Linked DNA regions of Homo sapiens: region 1 is linked to region 2. A link is an interaction called in ENCODE POLR2A ChIA-PET data of the cell type or tissue named here. Cell type or tissue: PC-9. All regions are shown on one strand. Links, peaks and the distances in the headings refer to the core of each region. The heading gives the core; the rest is flanking DNA. Region 1 overlaps COPZ1 (coat protein complex I subunit zeta 1). Region 2 overlaps TNS2 (tensin 2).

The links. Peaks named below come from ENCODE experiments on the same cell type or tissue, not always from the same donor. Only the 100,000 strongest peaks of a DNase experiment are listed, where the experiment ranks them.
Region 1: POLR2A ChIA-PET joins it to region 2 with 5 read pairs; 2 of 35 experiments call an interaction of 5 or more read pairs at or near these places.

What each region holds. Positions count from the first base shown.
Region 1 is chr12:54,342,941-54,347,321 of GRCh38, forward strand. It overlaps COPZ1 (coat protein complex I subunit zeta 1), which reads left to right. Exons shown (of 9, transcript NM_016057.3): 4 at 285-376; 5 at 2,520-2,575. It also overlaps the pseudogene RN7SL744P. Among named protein-coding and RNA genes, the nearest start is that of MIR148B, 7.9 kb to the left of the region's middle. In PC-9, for the core only: no CTCF peak of the experiment used is centred there; no DNase peak of the experiment used is centred there.
Region 2 is chr12:53,064,252-53,068,624 of GRCh38, forward strand. It overlaps TNS2 (tensin 2), which reads left to right. Exons shown (of 29, transcript NM_170754.4): 29 at 1-128. It overlaps SPRYD3 (SPRY domain containing 3), which reads right to left. Exons shown (of 11, transcript NM_032840.3): 7 at 3,904-4,053; 8 at 3,397-3,454; 9 at 2,322-2,441; 10 at 2,063-2,235; 11 at 65-1,715. The coding sequence ends at 1,581. Among named protein-coding and RNA genes, the nearest start is that of MIR6757, 9.5 kb to the left of the region's middle. RefSeq lists an enhancer at 1,688-2,189. In PC-9, for the core only: CTCF peaks have their summits at 1,845 (motif pointing right) and 2,045; a DNase peak (open chromatin) is centred at 1,880; H3K27ac peaks cover 468 bases.

The sequences.
Region 1 (4,381 bases), core at 320-4,319, 1.3 Mb after region 2:
CCGCCTCCCAGGTTCAAGTGGTTCTCCCATCTCACCCTCCTGAGTAGCAGGGATTACAGGTGCACACCACCACGCCCGGCTAATTTTTGTATTTTTAGTAGAGACGGGGTTTCACTGTGTTGGCCAGGCTGGTCTTGAACTCCTGACCTTAGGTGATCCGCCAGGCTCGGCTTCCCAAGGTGCTGGGATTACAGGCATGAGCCACTGCGCCTGGCTGGTAACTCCTTCTTTCCTACTTCCTTATCTCAAGCCACCCACTATTTTTACTTTTTTTCCCCCACCAGGTGAAATTGCCCTCTTGGAAGGCCTGACAGTGGTATACAAAAGCAGTATAGATCTCTATTTCTATGTGATTGGCAGCTCCTATGAAAATGAGGTGAGAATCCCCACCCCTCTTTGCTATTTCTGATCCTACTTTCTAAACCACAGGCAGTACATAGCCACTGGTTTGGGGCCCTAATAGAGCCGTGTTCCTCTGGCTTCTGACCAAGCTAATGAAGTTGTCAGAGATCCCACCAGCCTCACAAACATGGCCCGGCAAATGAATCGCCTAGAAAGGAAGTTTTCCTAGATTAATCTTTTGCATCCATTAGGAAACATCATATATGTTTTAATACCTTTCCCTGAGTAGTGTTTTTTAAGATGGATTTCTGAGGTATGGTCAAGACTGCAGGGGGATACTTGCTTCTTCTATGAAGGGTCCATACCTGACTGAGTTTGAGCCAATTAGCTAACAACCTGGGTCATGTTGAAACCATACATTCTGAATGGATCACTGGAGAAGACCTTGGGTATAGTCCTAACCTGCTTCCTATATGCAGGAAAAGCTGTTTGCCTCAGATAGCAACTTCTAGGAGAATAGATAAATAAAAATAAGCCCCCAGATAATTTGAGGCAAAAGTGAAAGTTTGAGAAAGTCAACTCTTACTGAGCTCTTATTATTGGTATAAGTGCTTTGTAAAGTATATTGTTATTTAAACCTCATAGCACTTCTATGAGTTGTAGGCATTGGTGCCTTTGTTTTACAAATGAGGAAACCAAACCATGAAGAACTATATGAAATTACTTGTATGTGACCATTGAGAAAAGTACAAAAGTGGCAGTTATCTGATGTGGTTCAACCTAGTAACTTTCTCAGGGTCACACATGTAGAAAATGGCTCAGCTTGGATTCCAACCCATATCTGTCTGACTTAAAGTCCATGCTTTTTAAAAAATTTTGAGACATAGGCCGAACGTGGTGGCTCACACCTGTAATCCCAGCACTTTGGGAGGCCAAGGTGGGCGGATCACTTGAGGTCAGGAGTTCGCGACCAGGCTGGCCAACATGGCGAAATCCCATCTCTACTAAAAATACAGGCCAGGCATGGTGGCTCACACCTGTAATCCCAGCACTTTGGGAGGCCGAGGCAGGCGGATCACGAAGTCAGGAGATTGAGACCATCCTGGCTAACACAGTGAAACCCCATGTCTACTAAAAATGCAAAAAATTAGCTGGGCGTGGTGCGGGCACCTGTAGTCCCAGCTACTCGGGAGGTTGAGGCAGGAGAATGGCATGAACCTGGGAGGCGGAGGTTGCAGTGAGCCGAGATCATACCACTGCATTCCAGCCTGGGCAACAGAGCGAGACTCCGTCTCAAACAAACAAACAACAACAACAACAAAAATTAGCTGGGCGTGGTGGTGGGCGCCTGTAATCCCAGCTACTTGGGAGGCTGAGGCAAGAGAATTGCTTGAACCTGGGAGGTGGAGGTTGCAGTGAGCTGAGATTGCGCCATTGCACTCCAGCCTGGGTGACAGAGCCAGACTCTCAAAAAAAAAAAAAAAATTTGAGACAGGGTCTTGTTCTGTCTCCCAGGCTGGACTGCAGTGGTGCGATCTTGGCTCACTGCAACCTCTGGCTCCCAGGCTCAAGTGATTCTACCACCTTAGCCTCCCAAGTAGCTGGGACTGCAGGTGCCCACCACCATGCCTGGCTAATTTTTTTTTGTATTGTTTGTAGACAGGGTTTTGCCATGTTGCCCAGGCTGGTCTCAACTCCTGAGCTCAAGCAATCGGCCTGCTGCAGCCTCCGAAAGTGCTGGGATAGAGTCAGAGTCTAGACAGGGTCTAGACGTTACAGGTGTGACCCACTGTGCCCAGCCAATTAAAGTCCATGCTTTTTACACTAACTCTGAAGCCTTCCTCTGACCTCAGCTATTGCTTGGTTAGTAATTTCTCTACCTAAGACATCAGGTAACACATATACAGTTGGTGAAGACATTGTAGAGGACTGTGACAGGGAAGTTCTGTTTAAACTTTTGGCTAAAAGATGTTGAATTGTGGAATCATGTAGCAGAATTTATTTCTGTGAGAAATCACAGATCCTTTTCCTGTTGTGCTCTCACTTCCACTTTATGTTTTTGGTCCTTTGTGAAAGCCTGTGTCTTTTGATGTTTAATGAATTAGGAGGTTTTGTTTTTAGGTAGCAGCTTTCAGGGCCTTGAACCTTATCCTTCTGCCTCCTCTGTTTCCCAACAGCTGATGCTTATGGCTGTTCTGAACTGTCTCTTCGACTCATTGAGCCAGATGCTGAGGTGAGCAGGACATTCTTTTTTTTCCCCTCAAGTTATGATGGAAAGAGCAGGGCATTGTTGATTTCTTTTTGGGAGATAAAGTAACCATTCTTCAGGCCCAGGGATTGTAGGGGATTGGCAAAGGCTCCAGGGAGTTGATTTAGTTTTAGAAGTTGGGTTTTGCCGGGCTCAGTGGCTCACGTTCGTAATCCCAGTACTTTGGGAGGCCAAGGCGGGCGGATCATGAGGTCAGGAGATTGAGACCATCCTGGTTAACATGGGGAAACCCTGTCTCCACTAAAAATACAAAAAATTAGCCGGGCATGGTAGCGGGCGCCTGTAGTCCCAGGTGCTTGGGAGGCTGAGGCAGGCGAATGGCATGAACCTGGGAGGCGGAGCTTGCAGTGAGCCGAGATCGCGCCACTGCACTCCAGCCTTGGCGACAGAGTGAGACTCTGTCTCAAAAAAAAAAAAAAAAGTTGGGTTTATTAATTCACAGTAATTCATGCTACTGGGGAGGACTGGATGGAGAGTATGTCCCTCCCATAGAATAATTCTCTTACTAAGTAAGGGGACTGGGAGGGAGCCGAATCTTTACCTCTGTGTTTACTCTTGTAATCCCCTGTGGTCCTGTCAGATCTGAGCATCCTCAAGGTGCTTTCCTGGGCTTCATTCTTGACATTAGAAGTAGGGAAAGGCCAAGCATAAGGAAGTGTCCCAGATGAAATGTCATTCAGTACTTCAGGAATGGAAGCAACACTCCCAATTTTTTTTTCTTTTTTTTTTTTTTTGAGATGGAGTCTCACTCTGTCACCCAGGCTGGAGTGCAGTGGCGTGATCTCGGCTCACTGCAACCTCTGCCTCCCAGGTTCAAGCGATTCTCCTGCCTCAGCCTCCCGAGTAGAGTAGCTGCAATTATAGGCACGTGCCACCACGCCTGGCTAATTTTTGTATTTTTAGTGGAGACAGGGTTTTACCATGTTGGCCAGGCTGGTCTTGAACTCCTGACCTCAAATGATCCACCTACCTTGGCCTCCCAAAGTGCTGGGATTATAGGCATGAGCCACTTAGACCAGTTTTTTTTTGACTTCTAGTCCTTGTTTTTTCCCTTCTGTAGAACAGGAAGCACCCAGGCAGGAGGACTGCATGAGTCGAGTTCAAGACAAGCTTGGGCAACACAGTGAGACCCTGTCTCTGCAAAAAATAAAAAAATTAGCCAGGTGTGGTGGTGCATACCTGTAGTCTCAGCTACTTGGGAGGCTGAGGTAGGAAGATTGCTTGAGCCCAGGAGGTTGAGGCTGCAGTGAGCTGTGATCATGCTACTGCACTCCAGCCTAGGTGACATAGCAAGACCCTGTCTCAAAAAACAAAACAAAACAAAAAACAGGAAGCTTCTGCCATTTACCCTCTCCTCCCTTTCCACCTTCCCACTAGCCCTCTGTTCTCTGTTACCCGTGTAGATGGGTAATAGAAGAGATATAAGTTACTTTTCCTGAAAACATCCAGGGCTCTGAACTTCATTCCCCCAGCAGCTCCCAAGTGAACCCAGTACAGACAGCCATCCAGACCAGAACAGCAGGCACTCTCAGCCCTGCAAAATCAGCAGGGTGAATGGCTCAGATTTCCTCAGGAAGGGGATGATTTATTTCTTATCCAGGTGAATGAATAGTAATTCATTCGGGTAATCTAGTGAAAGACTCAAACTGACAGATGTGACAGGCCACATGCACCAACCAACGGATCTGAGGCTGGTGTATGCAGACCCTGCCCCCTCTTTGGGCTTCTTTTCAGGGCCTGAGCAGAGCTGGTAAGGGATAGGGAGAAGAG
Region 2 (4,373 bases), core at 1-4,000:
GGAGAGGGGTGGGGAGCGAGTCACTGCCTCCTCTGAGCAGAGATTCAGAGTAGGATCACATGAATAGGGGAAAAAAGAGAGTCTATTTTTGTCTAATAATAAAGAATTTCTATAAACTTTAGCCGAAATTGGAGTCAACACTTATTCACAGGAAGGTCAAAGCCTCATCTCCCAGGGGACGTATCTGTGCTCAGGCCTGTAGCCAGGCCCATGGAACATATGATTCCCATCCCTGGCCCAACATTGGTCCACATCTCCCCATGAGCAAGCTGCCTTCGGCTGCCCCCATCCAGCAGTCCTGTTCCTAGCCCAGTGGACTAGAAAGGCTCCTGGTTCCGGCCATACTGATAAATACGGAAACTCCATCTTTATCGGCTGTATAAACATCTCTGGTCTGTACATACATTTCATACATCGTAGGGTGGGAAGCGAGGGCCAAAGGGAGGCCCAGCAGCACAACAGCTCACCCGCTTTCCCTACAGCCCTACCCGCTCTGTGCAAACCAAGGCCAACAGCTCCTGCTGCCTCTTCCTCCCTGGAAAAGTCACTGTTACGGGGAGGGGGCCAGGGGTTGAAGGATTAGAAGGAGATAGAGGGCTTGGTGGGGAGGACACATGTAAGTGCTAGAATCAAACACTGAAGCGAAACAGGCAACTGGCACAAGCAGCAAGCTGAGGCATGGGACGGGGCAGGAAAAGGGGAGGGAGGGGCCACGCTGCCCCTCTGGGCTTGCTCAGCTAAGGCTCTGGGGTCTTGCCCTCACGCTGGCAGGGAGACAGGCCCCAGAGCCTCAGCCCCAATACCCGGGAGCTAGGGACATGGGTGGCACTGGTAAAGAAAGGATGGAAGGGGAGAAAGGAGTGAAGGCCCTAGTGCCCTGTCACCTCACAGCCCCTCTCTCTTAAACATGCAACAGGCACCCACCCATGTGGGTCCAGGTATGGGGAGCCAGAGACCTAGATCCTCTGTGGTGCCTGAGCAGGTTGGGGTGGGGAGCCAGCTCTCAAGGGAAAGATGGAGAGCCTAGAGGAGTCTTCCTGGGGCAGCAGCCAGTGAAAGGACAGAGATGACCAAAGAGAGGTCCCCTGGCCCTGCCAGGGGTATGACAGCAGCAACTGGTTCACACAACCAGGAAAGAAAACAAGAAAGAGGAATTCAAGGAGAAATACCATGGTGAGTAGGGGAGGGGGCTGTCTACTCTACCCTCTACAAAGCATCATGCCCGAATAGCAGCTGAGATAGGGTGCTCACGCCTCTCCACCCACACAGGGCCGGTGAGGGAAAGGGGGACCCAGAAGCCCACTGACCAAAGCGAGTGGGACCACCCACATACCAACACCATTCTTTGGGTCCATTCCTGTCCAACCAGGGACTCAGGCCCAGGGACTGACAACAGTGGCAGCACCAGGTCAGAAACGTGGGCACAGAGAAGCGTGACAGGGGCCTGAGCCAGTGGGGGCAGAGTGACTACACACCTCCAGGGGCCTGCTGGGTAAACGAAGCCTCTGGGAAGTCAGGAACTGGGTGCCTGGCCCAGCAGAGGGTGAGCAGGGAGAAGGAGCAGGTCTGGAGGGGAGGCCCTAGCCACTCAAGGGGTGCAGATCTACTTTGACTTTCTCCCCGCAGCTCAGCATTCCAATGGTGGGGAAGAAGCCTCCAGAAGGAACAACAGCATCCTTCTTCCCAATGATCTTGCCATTCCGAGTGAAGAAAACCTGGGGAGGAGGTGGGGAGAAGAATGGAGCAAGCAGGCTGTGGCCTCTTCCCTGAGGATGCTGGAGCTCCACAGGCCTGAACCCCAATCACCCCAGCTTCCAGCGGGGCTGGAGAGGGGCAGTTAAGGTGTTATGGGAAGTGACCACCAGAGGGCGTGCTGAGGCCGGAAAACAGCCTCCCAAGACCGTCTCCCGATCTCAGCAACCCCTGGAGCTGGGAACAGCCCTTGGGCAACGCCAGAGCTTCCCGTCTTTCCCACCCTGGTTGTGAGTTCTGTTCCCCACTAATACCCACCCTTTGCCCAGACCCAAAAACCCTGGTCCCACCTCAAACTCTCCGTACTCACCACCACCTTCCTGCCCTCATGCTCCGGCTCTATCTCTTCCCCATCCTCTTCCTCTTCCTCTTCCTCCTCTTCCTCTTCCCCTTCCTGGTGCAGGTACATGACATTCCGCACGTTCCGGACGGCCCGGGCAGTCGGAGACAGGATCACTGTGTCACAACTGTCATCACTGTCCCCTAGGAGACCAGGAAACCTGAGCTCCTGTGGTGCCTTTCCACCCTCGGCCCCAAGCAGCCTGGCTGGCCACCCCTACCCCACTCACCCTCACTGTCCAAAATGTAGTCCCGGGGGAACATGATTCCACAGCCCATGATGTCCCCTTTGTAACAGCGTGGCCCAAAGGGGTCCCCCACACCACTGCCATGGAAGATCTTCCCATCGTCTGTTGGAGGGAGGGGAAAGGACAAACACTTGAGGAAGGAGGGCTGACACCACACCCCCAGAGTGGCTCATGAAGCTGAACACTTCCCACCCCTCAGAGGAAGGGAAGGGTCAGGGCGGAAACAAAGATGGAGAGAGAGGCCGGGCGCGGTGGCTCACGCCTGGAATCCCAGGACTTTGGGAGGCCAAGGAGGGTGGATCACCTGAAGTCAGGAGTTTGAGACCAGCATGGCCAGCATGGCGAAACATCTCTACTAAAAATACAAAAATTAGCTGGGCGTGGTGGCGCCCGTCTGTAGTCCCAGCTACTCAGGAGGCTGAGGTGGGAGGATCACTTGAGCCTGGGAGGCAGAGGTTGCAGTGAGCCAAGATCATGCCACTGCACTCCAGTCTAGGTGACAGAGTGAGACTCCATCTCAAAAAAAAAAAAAAAAAAAAATTGGAGCGAGATATATGGGAAGGGGGCACCAAATAAAATAAAGAGACGTAGTATCCATCTGCTCAAGGTAAGGGTAAGGGAGAACCCTTAGGAAATGAGTCAGAGGAGGGGGCCCTAGGGAAGGAATGAACACCCAGGGAGGGCAGGCAGGGGGAGGTGGGTCGAGGAACTCTAGGCTCAGTTTTCTTCTAAAGAAAGCCAAGGAAACCAAGCAGCAAAAGAAAAAAGAAAATGAGGAAATGAGGGTCTGCAGGAAGGGCACGGGGGGACCAGCTCAGAGGCCTGGAATGTCCCATCTGGGCCCAGATCTCCCTCTCCTGTCCTGCTCCCCTGGTTTCCAGAGCTGGGAGGAAAACACAGATGAGGAGGAAGCACTAGCGATTTGGGAAGGGGAGGTCAGCCAGCAGCAGGGCAAACAGCAAGGCCATTTGTGAGGGGCCAGGAGAGGGGAAAGTGGATGTCCCTATGCCTCCACATCTCCCACCATCCCACCTTTCCCAGGCAGCCCGCTATTCACCTGCATGATAAGCCACAGACCCTCTGCTCCAGCCAGGGTGCCTGTTCTTGGGATAGTCCTGCACCAAGAAGAGAAAAGAAAATCTATGGTCCCATGCATAAACAAGACAGGAGAGAGTGGCGAGTAGCATCTGAACCTCTGGGACAGACCACAGCCCAGAGAGTGCCAACCCTGCACACTCATACCCTGCAGGCACTGGGGCTTCAGGGGAACCAGGGAGGGTGAGGAAAGTGTTAGTTAAGCTTTTAAGGCCAGAGCCATGGCATGTCCCACCCCCTCCCCCCAGGCCTTAGTGTGTGGTGCAGTCATGACCTGTCTCAGGTCCTTGGTCACATGGGGTGTGTACTCTTACACAGCAGACACATACAACTGTGTTCCATCTCAGCTTAGCACCCTCCCTCCAAAGCCTGGGCTCCCCTGGTTTCTCCTAAGAGCTTCCTGGTGCTGCCCCAACAGCCCCAGACCTGAGCAGCTCCATGAGCAAAAAAGCTCAGCCTTTGTGCCCACCTTCCGTGCCAGCCCCAGGGCGATGTAGCATTTCTCTCCAGGGTCCACGATCTCCACCTCGAAGTAGTGGCTGCGGGTGCTGAGTGGGTGCCGGGCCTGGGCCAGCCCCACATCCACGATGCTTTTGCCCTTCCCTAAGTACTCCAGCAGCTGTGGGGGAAGAGCCAGATGGGGGTCAGGGGACAGGCTGACACCCACCCTGGAAACCTGGGCCCAAGGCAGTCTGGGTCCCACTTTCCCAGGTCTGACAAAAACTCCTGGCTGAAAGGGAAAGAATCCTAGAGATACAATGTGGCCCCAAAGTTCTAGGCCAGCATGGAAGAGCAGGATGGGGTGGGAGGCAAAGGGGAGAGCACCCCTTGCTGAATGCCCACGCTGTCTTCCCCCACACACTTTCTGGGAGGCCGGGGAAAGCAGCACAGCTAGGGGAGCGGCACACCAGGGGGCTCTAGATGCATCCTCGCCCGCTG